Linked DNA regions of Homo sapiens: all the other regions are linked to region 2. The links are chromatin contacts, found by Hi-C or POLR2A ChIA-PET in ENCODE. All regions are on one chromosome and are shown on one strand. The core of a region is the stretch at or near the end of the contact, and the rest is flanking DNA. Distances in the headings are between cores, read along the strand shown.

Evidence for each region. Hi-C counts contacts between places; a loop is a spot of excess contacts on that map. ChIA-PET counts read pairs that join two places held with the same protein, here RNA polymerase II (POLR2A). Pooled maps may share reads with other maps.
Region 1: a pooled map shows a loop between it and region 2 (5-fold over the local background). The contact joins the enhancer-like site here to the promoter of CDC14A in region 2. A Hi-C loop is called at or near these places in 1 of 37 single-sample maps with no recorded cell type and 7 of 50 pooled maps. POLR2A ChIA-PET finds 5 or more read pairs at or near these places in 2 of 52 experiments (CD8-positive, alpha-beta T cell and OCI-LY7).
Region 3: a map of GM12878 shows a loop between it and region 2 (2.8-fold over the local background). The contact joins the enhancer-like site here to the promoter of CDC14A in region 2. A Hi-C loop is called at or near these places in 18 of 168 maps with a recorded cell type or tissue (CD4-positive, alpha-beta memory T cell, CD8-positive, alpha-beta T cell, Calu3 and 13 more), 32 of 37 single-sample maps with no recorded cell type and 29 of 50 pooled maps.

What each region holds. Positions count from the first base shown.
Region 1 is chr1:101,290,113-101,292,870 of GRCh38, forward strand. No RefSeq gene overlaps it. Among named protein-coding and RNA genes, the nearest start is that of LINC01307, 32 kb to the right of the region's middle. Within about 2 kb of position 1,464, at least 3 of the 41 ENCODE cell types and tissues checked have a DNase peak (open chromatin) inside an H3K27ac peak, as active enhancers do.
Region 2 is chr1:100,351,060-100,353,759 of GRCh38, forward strand. CDC14A (cell division cycle 14A) reads left to right here and starts at 1,447. Exons shown (of 16, transcript NM_003672.4): 1 at 1,447-1,944. The coding sequence starts at 1,896. RefSeq lists enhancers at 204-633, 674-723, 1,974-2,283, 2,324-2,573 and silencers at 1,224-1,313, 1,344-1,393.
Region 3 is chr1:99,807,361-99,810,130 of GRCh38, forward strand. No RefSeq gene overlaps it. Among named protein-coding and RNA genes, the nearest start is that of AGL, 42 kb to the right of the region's middle. RefSeq lists an enhancer at 1,914-2,414. Within about 2 kb of position 1,516, at least 4 of the 41 ENCODE cell types and tissues checked have a DNase peak (open chromatin) inside an H3K27ac peak, as active enhancers do; they include GM12878, where a contact is called at or near this core.

The DNA.
Region 1 (2,758 bases), core at 214-2,713, 940 kb after region 2:
ATCATGATCCACAGTAAGCAAAGCATGGGGGAGCACAACAGCACAGAAGCTGCTCCATAGGCTGAGAACAATGGCTCACACCTGTAATTCCAGTACTTGGAAGACTGAGGCAAGAGGTTCGCTTGGCCTAGGAGTTTGAGGCCAGCCTGGGCAACATAGCAAGACCTCATCTTTATTTTAAAATAAATAAATAAATAAATAAATAAATAAATAAATAAATAAATAAGAAAGAAACTGCTCAGGCACAGTGCTGGATGTATCCACAGCTGTAAACGAATTTGAAGGTTTGGGAAGGATAGAGTAAGAAGGTGAGGAGCAATCACTTTAGAAATCTTGTTACATTTTAAGTTAAGTAGAGATAGACTGCTTCTTCCACAGATTTCTCTATTGGATTTTTTCTTTCTTTCTTTCTTTAAACAGGATCAAATTTCCCTTAGAACAGCGACTCTCAACCCTAATTGCACGTTTGAATCATCTGGGAGCTTTCAGAAACTCCCACAGTCAGAGCCCCATCTGTAGGATTCTGATTTAATTTGTTTGGGGGGGTGAGGCTTAGCACCTGGCATTTTTGGAAAGCTCCGTAGATGATTCTAGATGCAGCCAGGTGACAACAGAGCTGTAGCTTCCGAGTGACTGGCTAGTGATGCAGCTCCTTTCTGCTCTACTGGGTGGTTGTCTCCAGGCAAATGGCCCAGATTCCTTCTCTGCTTCCTTCCTTTAACCTTCCCTTTCTGCCTTCTTTTTATTGCATGATCACTATCTGTCTTGGATTGTTGCTTGTTTTGATGTTTATCAGTCTCTGGAGCATACAGATCCCCCTCAGGTAGTCTGAGCTGGAAACTGTCAACTCCTACCCTTTGCAGTTTCTCTCAGATTCAGCTACTAAACATGTCACCTGAGGGCTGTGGTTCATAAGTTCTAGGTCGGAGGTTCTTAGACTAGCAGCATCAGCACCACCTCAGAAGTTCTTAGAAAATCAAATTCTCAGCCCATCTCAGGTCTAATTTAGCTCACTAAATTAGAAACTTTGTGGGTGGGACTAAGGGTATTTTATTGGTAGCCTTGAACCACAAGCTTGTAGCATTTGGAATTAGTTGTGCTGTCATGGGTGCTCTATCTTGAGGCTTTGGTATGCATGTTGGGCACCCAGAGGCTGAACAAGTTGCAATCTTCCTTCAGTGCCCCCACCATTTCCATCTTACCTTGGTGCTAGAGATAAACTGGGCTTCTTTCCTGATTTCTCTCCTTTGCACCTGAGCACTCCACGATGCTAGGTCCTTCCCAAACTCAGTCCATGCACCCCTACCCCCACCATCCTCATCCCCTGTAACTCCTGATCCTAGGAGAGACCTCTCCAGTTCCCCCAAGCGAGAAACAGATTTTCCCAAGGGGAGTGCCTGGAAGACTTTATGTTTATACTTAGTAACTTCATTTGCCAGACTGCCCAGCAGGACTAAGCCTCTTCCTCCTTTGTGGCTTTGCTGATGACTCTGCTCTGAAGCCTGATGATTTAACTAATTGGTGCTAAATTTTCCTGTACAGAGACATGATTTTATCAGCTGTAATTATCAAGCAATGGGACCTGATTTGGTTTTAAGCAGTCCTAGAACTTAAGCACCTCAGTGAATGTTGTCCTTCAAAGTAGTTATCAGGGGAAGCCACCCACTTATTCTAACAAGGCTGTCATTGTTGAAAATCTGACTGAAAACACTCTCCTGGGTCTGATGCAATCCAGAGTCTGATGTTTGTGCTCCTGCCTGATCGGGTTGCATCTTCCACCACCATCTCCCACGTGCCCATTGCTTTAACCACACAGCAGTTTCCTATTTCCTGAACTTACCCTGCACTTTCACATCTCCATGACTTTGTTATTCTTATTCAGCTTGGATTGCTCTTTTTATGCCTTTCTTTCCTTATTAAAATTCTGTTTTTCCTCCAACGGCCAACTAAGATGCTACTTTTCCTATGATGCTTTTCCTTATTCTTCAAATCAAAAAGATGGCTTGCTTTCTTCTCACATGTCATAGTATTTCACTTTTGCTGGTAATGAAGCATGTTTGCTTGAGTAAGTATTCCCTTCTAATGTACGCTTCTTGACAGCAGGGACCATGGAAACCATCCATTCCTCTTTCAGTGTCCAACACAGTAAGAGGTTGACAGCTGTCTATGAAGAGCCTCCATAAGGAACCAAGTGAGGAAATCAATTTATTTAGTTTATGTGTTTATTGAGTTTACCTATTTAGTTTATTTATCACTCTGTCACCCAGGCTGGATGGCACAATTATAGCTCACTGTAGCCTCAACCTCCTGGGCTCTAGGGATCTGCCTGCCTCAGCCTCCTAAGTAGTTGGGACCACAGGCACATGTCACCATACTGGGCTATGGTTTTTTGTTTGTTTGTTTTTGTTTGTTTTGTTGTTTGTTTTTTGTTTGTTTGTTTGTTTTCAATGGAGTCTTGTTCTGTTGCCTAGGATGGAGTGCAGTGGCACCATCTCTGTTCACCACAACCTCCACCTCCTGGATTCAAGCAATTCTCCTGCCTCAGCAGGACAATTGTAATCCCAAGTAGCTGGGATTACAGCCGCCCATCACCACACTCAGCTAATTTTTGTATTTTTAGTAGAGAGGGGGTTTCACTATGTTGGCCAGGCTGGTCTCGAACTCCTGGCCTCAGGTGATCTGCCCACCTCAGCCTCTCAGAGTGCTGGGATTACAGCAGTGAGCCACCGCACCCGGCCTACTGGGCTAATTTTTAAAG
Region 2 (2,700 bases), core at 197-2,696:
GGCGCACGCCTGTAGATCCAACTATTTGGGAGAATGAGGCACGAGAATCGCTTGTACTCGGGAGGTGGAGATTGCAGTGAGCAGAGATTGAGCCACCGCACTCCGGCCTGGGTGACAGAGCGAGACCCTGTCTAAAACAAAACACACATTAAAAAAAAAAAAACCACAAACAAAACCTGCAATTGGCCCTCGAAGGGCTGGTTCCCTCAGTCAGCTCTGCACGGGTGCGCCCCCTTTCTCCCTAGAGGTCAACAAGCGACTGCGAAGGAAAACGCCGCCACAAGTTTCTTGCTGTTTCTGGAGAGACCTCTCAGAGCGCATGCTCTTCGGATAGTCGGTCTGTAGCGCCATTTTCGTATGGAAGGGACTGCACTCTGATTAGGTACAGCCTTAGGACGCCCAGCGTTCAAGTTGTTCAAACAGTACGTAGAGCCTCGCAGAGACAAGTCAATGGCCTCTTTTAGCGGGACTCCTGCCTGGAGCGCTTCAGCTGAGACTATGTAAAGAAATTCCTTTGTGTTAACCTTCCTCCTTGGACCAGTGGACTCTCCTCTCTCTCCTGTTCCCTCCGCGCCCGCCCAGGCTGGCTCAGCGGTCTCGCCCCGCCCCTCCGGGACCGGAGCACTGTAAAGATTAGGCATCTGTGATGCTTTTGCGCTCACATTGGCGGCCCAGATGAGAGGGCGTGGAGAACCAGATGGGAAACTTTTTGTCCCGTGAGAACAAAGTACAAGTTATATCAGAGTCTGGTATGTGTAGAGGAAACCAATACATGTACTGTGAGCTAGGAGCTGGTGCTTCTTTTTCAATTGTATTTTTTATAAAGATGCAGACCCCCTCAGTGTTGGGCGTGGGGGGTGGCTGAAATGTTAGCTAGAGGCGAGGCAGGGCACGGAGATCTGAGGTTTTTACGAGTGTGTGTGTGTGTGTGTGTGTGTGTGTGTGCGCGCGCGCGCGCCCTACAAGAGTTTAGAAGAGCATGGGTGAGTGGGCGAGAAAGAAAGAGAATGAGAGAGAGAGAGAAAAGAAATCTGGAGTGGGACAAGACTTAGAGGGTGCAGAAAAGAAAGGGGGCGCCAGCACATCCTAGCCTCCGAGGCCGCGACAGCGCCTTTGGCGATGTCCACTCTCAACCCCGCCGTTTCATTCATAAGTTTCTGGCCTACAGGCCCCGCCCGCTCCCCTGGGCCGAGGGCCCCGTTTCCTGAACAGCAATTGGTGGACGGCAACAAAGCCTTAGCAACCGGCTCCTAGTGACCCGCGGGGCGCCTGGTAACTGGGGCTGCTGCGGAGAAAGGAGCGGGGCTGTCCCTTTAAGGGATGGCCGCGGAGTCGTGAAAGTGGAGGGGGCTGAGGGAGGGCGGGGAGGAAGGTCTGGGGGCGGACCCAGGGGGAGGAGGAGGAGGAAGAGTAACTGCTGAAAGGAGGTGGCGAAGGAGGATCCGGAGCAGCTGCTGCCAGCCCGCGGGCACTGAAGTCCTCCCGGCTGCCGCTCGAGTAGCCACGGGCGCGATCGGGACCAGAAGTCTCCTCCTCCATGATCACTTTGGAAGCCGGGGGAAGACTTTGCCCTGCCCTGAGAGCTGGTCTGCGTTTCCCAGGCGCGGCGGCGGCGGAGCAGCAGCTGCAGCAGCCGAGTCCAAATAGGAGCGGCCACAGCCAGGGGCGTGAGCGCCCCGCGCGGAGCGAGCTCGGGTTCCCCTCGGAATGTCCCCGGGGCGCCCGGCGCGCTGACCCCGAAGCCGCCTCCGCCTTCGGCGCCTGCTGCCTCCCTCGGCCAGGCTTGTTGTTCGGGACTGTGAGCTTCCTGGCTCCTGGGCAGTGGGGAAGCCCCCGGGGGCGAGTGACTTCAGCTGGCCACGACCCAGCCCTCCCCCGTGCGTATCTCGCTTAAGATGGCAGCGGAGTCAGGGGAACTAATCGGGGCTTGTGAGTTCATGAAAGGTGAGGAGCAGCCGCCCCGCATCTTCCAACGCTTTCTTGCCCCCAACTCTTCACTTCCCGCGCCACTGTCCCCACCTTCTCCTGAGGCTGCCAGTGTCCTGCAGCCGCTGCGCGCGCTCTCGTCCCCTCTAGGGACTCTCCTTTCTCCGAGGACCCCCTGCTTCCGGCTTCTCTTTCTTGTGTCCCTTGCTCCCTCTGCAGCTCCCTCGGATGGCCTCTCGGCCTCGTAATGGGACAGCACCGGCTTCTGCCCGTACTCCGGCACTCAGCAGCTCATGGGGAGCCTGCTCCGGATGCTCACCGGTCACCTTTACTCCACCATCGCAGGCTTCGGTTTTCGGGACACCCCCAACCACACCCCCCAAGTCTCTCTCCCTTCCTCTTTTTCAAATCTCCGAAGCTGCGTCGGGAGGCTCACCTCTTTCTTCCCCTTCTCGCAGCTGCTGAGGTCTGGAGATTTGGGAACCAAACTTGCACCTCCAGTTCTGCGGGTACCCCCAGCTCCTGCCTACTCTGCTGGCCTGAAACAAGGGAAATGTGGGTGCTCTGAGCCCCGCTGAGTTCCTCGGTCAGGTCCTCCTCTTGCCTAACTGTTGTGCTCTTGAGTCTCTAGCTTTCTGGGAGGGATGAGGTTTCTGCAAGAATTCCACGTGTTAATGGGGTCTTTAAATTGTGATCCTTCGTATGTTACCACCCACCTTCACTTCCACTTCTCTACTTCTCATATGTTTTTTCTGTCTTTTAAACTTGTCTTTC
Region 3 (2,770 bases), core at 266-2,765, 540 kb before region 2:
CAAGGTGTTGGCCAAGGCTGTGATCTCATCTGAAAGCTCAACCGAAGAGGATGATCTGCTTCCAAGTTCATGTGGTTGTTACAATTCCCTGTGTTTTGTTGGACTGAGAGCCTCAATTTCTTGCAGCTGACAGCCAGCAGCCACCCTCAGTTTCTTTTCACTGAGTCTCCCTAGCATGGCTGCTTGCTTCATGCATGCAAACCCAGAAGGCGATCAAGAGAGTCTGCTAGCATGTAAATTAGCGCAACCACTATGGAGAACAGTTTGGTGGTTCCTCAAAAAACTAAAAATTGAGTTACTATATGATCCAGCAATCCCATTGCTGGGTATACCCAAAAGAAATGAAGTCAGTATATTGAAGAGATATCTGCACCCCTATGTTTGCTGCAGCACTGTTTACAATAGCTAAGATTTGGACAAACTAAGTGTCCACCAACAGATGAATGGATAAAGAATATGTTATACATATACACAATGGAATACTATTCAGCCATAAAAAGAATAAGATCCCATCACTTACTACAACACAGATGGAACCGGAGATCATTTTACTAAGTGAAATAAGCCAGGCACACAAAGACAAACACTGCATGTTCTCACTTATTTGTGTGATATAAAAATTAAAACAGTTGAACTCATGGACATAGAAAGTAAAAGGACAGTTACCAGAGGTTGGGAAGGATAGTGTGTGGGGCAGGGAGAAGGTGGGAATGGTTAATGGGTACAAGAAAATAGAAAGAATGAATAAGACCTATTTTATCATTTACCTATTTTATCATTTATCTGTTGTGCTATCGCACAACAGAGTGACTATAGTTAATAATAACTTAATTGCACATCTTAAAATAACTCAAAGAGTGTAAATGGATTGTTTGTTACTCAAAGAATAAATGCTTGAGGGGATGGATACCCTATTCTCCATGATGTGGTTATATCACATTTCATGCCTGTAATCAAAACATCTCATGTACCCCATAAATATATACACCTACTATACCCACAAAAATTAAAAAATAAAACTAAAAAAGAGAGTCTGTTAGCAATACAGAAGTTACAATACTGTCCAGTGTAATTGCAGTGTGACATCCCATCACCTCAGCCATATTCTGTTGGTTAAAAGCTAGTCACAGGTCTCATCCACACTCCTGTGAAGGGATTACATAAGCCATAATATCAGGGACAGGGACATATGGAGCCCATTTTAGAATCTTTCTGCCTCAAACTGGTTCATCAAAAACTCTGAAAGTCACTGGAGTATCAGCAGCATGCTTTAGTAGAGCGTAACATAAGAGAAGAAGAAAGTATTTAGTAGTGGAATCTTCTCGTCAGTGTAAGAGCACAGAGAACCTAGAGGGACTTGGGAACAATCTGAGGCTGAAGGATACTAAAACAAACTAGAATTCCTTGTATTTTTGTTTCGGACCAGCCTTAAAAGGGAAACACATTAAAGTCAGTAAATGTAAATAACCACACGGTGGCAGTAGATGCCAAGAAATTTTAAGTGTTACGTGTAACTGAGGGCATGGAAGAGCAAGTTTATCTCCCTATATGGCCACCCACGTTTTCCTTTCTGTCTGACTGCTGGAAGGAAAGGGGGAGGTAACTAGAATCTTTCCACACACTCATCCCTGAAGCACTACCCATAAAGTATTACCACTGAAGAGTGAGGACATAGACAGTTCACTGTATTCCTCCCCCAATTCCTAGAAGAGTAGTAAGGGTCTTAAGGCGGGAGAATGAGACCTCCTGAAATACTTATGAAGCCTTCCCTTATCAAGTACTCACAGCCAAATATTTCAGAGTGGCGTTAATTAAAACAATGTCATACTTGGTCTGCTGTGAAGCCTGCCTAGTTCAGAGTTGATACCACTGGGGAAATCCCAGGGGAAAATAAGTGTCAAATAAAAGAAGGAATATTATTTCCACAAATGAGAGACATTAAGGATAAAGGCTTAACACCATATAGGCATGCCTCACATATATATACAGTGCATATATTCACACGTACACTGTACAGAATTCCATAGTTAGCATTACCCAGTCAGAGTGACTAGATCTGGCATTAATAAAAGAGGAGATAACTCAACAGAATTGAGTGCTCCAAAGTTGTATTACGAGAGAGGTTTTATTATCTGAGTTTATGTATAAACCGAGAAATCTTAATAAGACCTTTTCTGATTGTCTCATATCTTCTTAATTAGTCCATATCCAAAGGGGTTAATAACTGGCACTGTTCGAATTTGTTTAATCCTGAGATATTCTACAAAGGCAGTTTGGTGTTACAAAAGTGAAAGTTCCTTATATGTTTAGGTTTTCTTTTTTTCATAGACAAGGTCTCACTATATTGCCCAGGTTGGTCTCAAACTCCTGGACTCAAGCTATCCTCCCACCTCAACCTCCCAAAGTGCTGGGATTACAGGCACGACCCTCTGTGCCCAGCTACGTTCTTTTTCTAGGTAATATAACATTCCCTTTTGCTAATAGATGGGCCAAAGAGTTTGAAAGTGCCTCATCAAATCTAAAATGGTTGTGTTTGTTTTATATAAATGACAATGGTCCAATAGTTGGCTAGTCTTGGAGGGTTGGTAAATTTCTTTCTTTCTTTTTTTTTTTTTTTTTTCTGAGATAGGGTCTCACTCTGTCACACAGGATGGAGTGCAGTGGCATAAACACAGCTCCCTGTAGCCTCTATCTCCCAAGCTCAAGTGATTCTCCCACCTCAGCCCCACAAGTAGCTGGGACCACAGGTGCAATCCTCCCACCTCAGTCC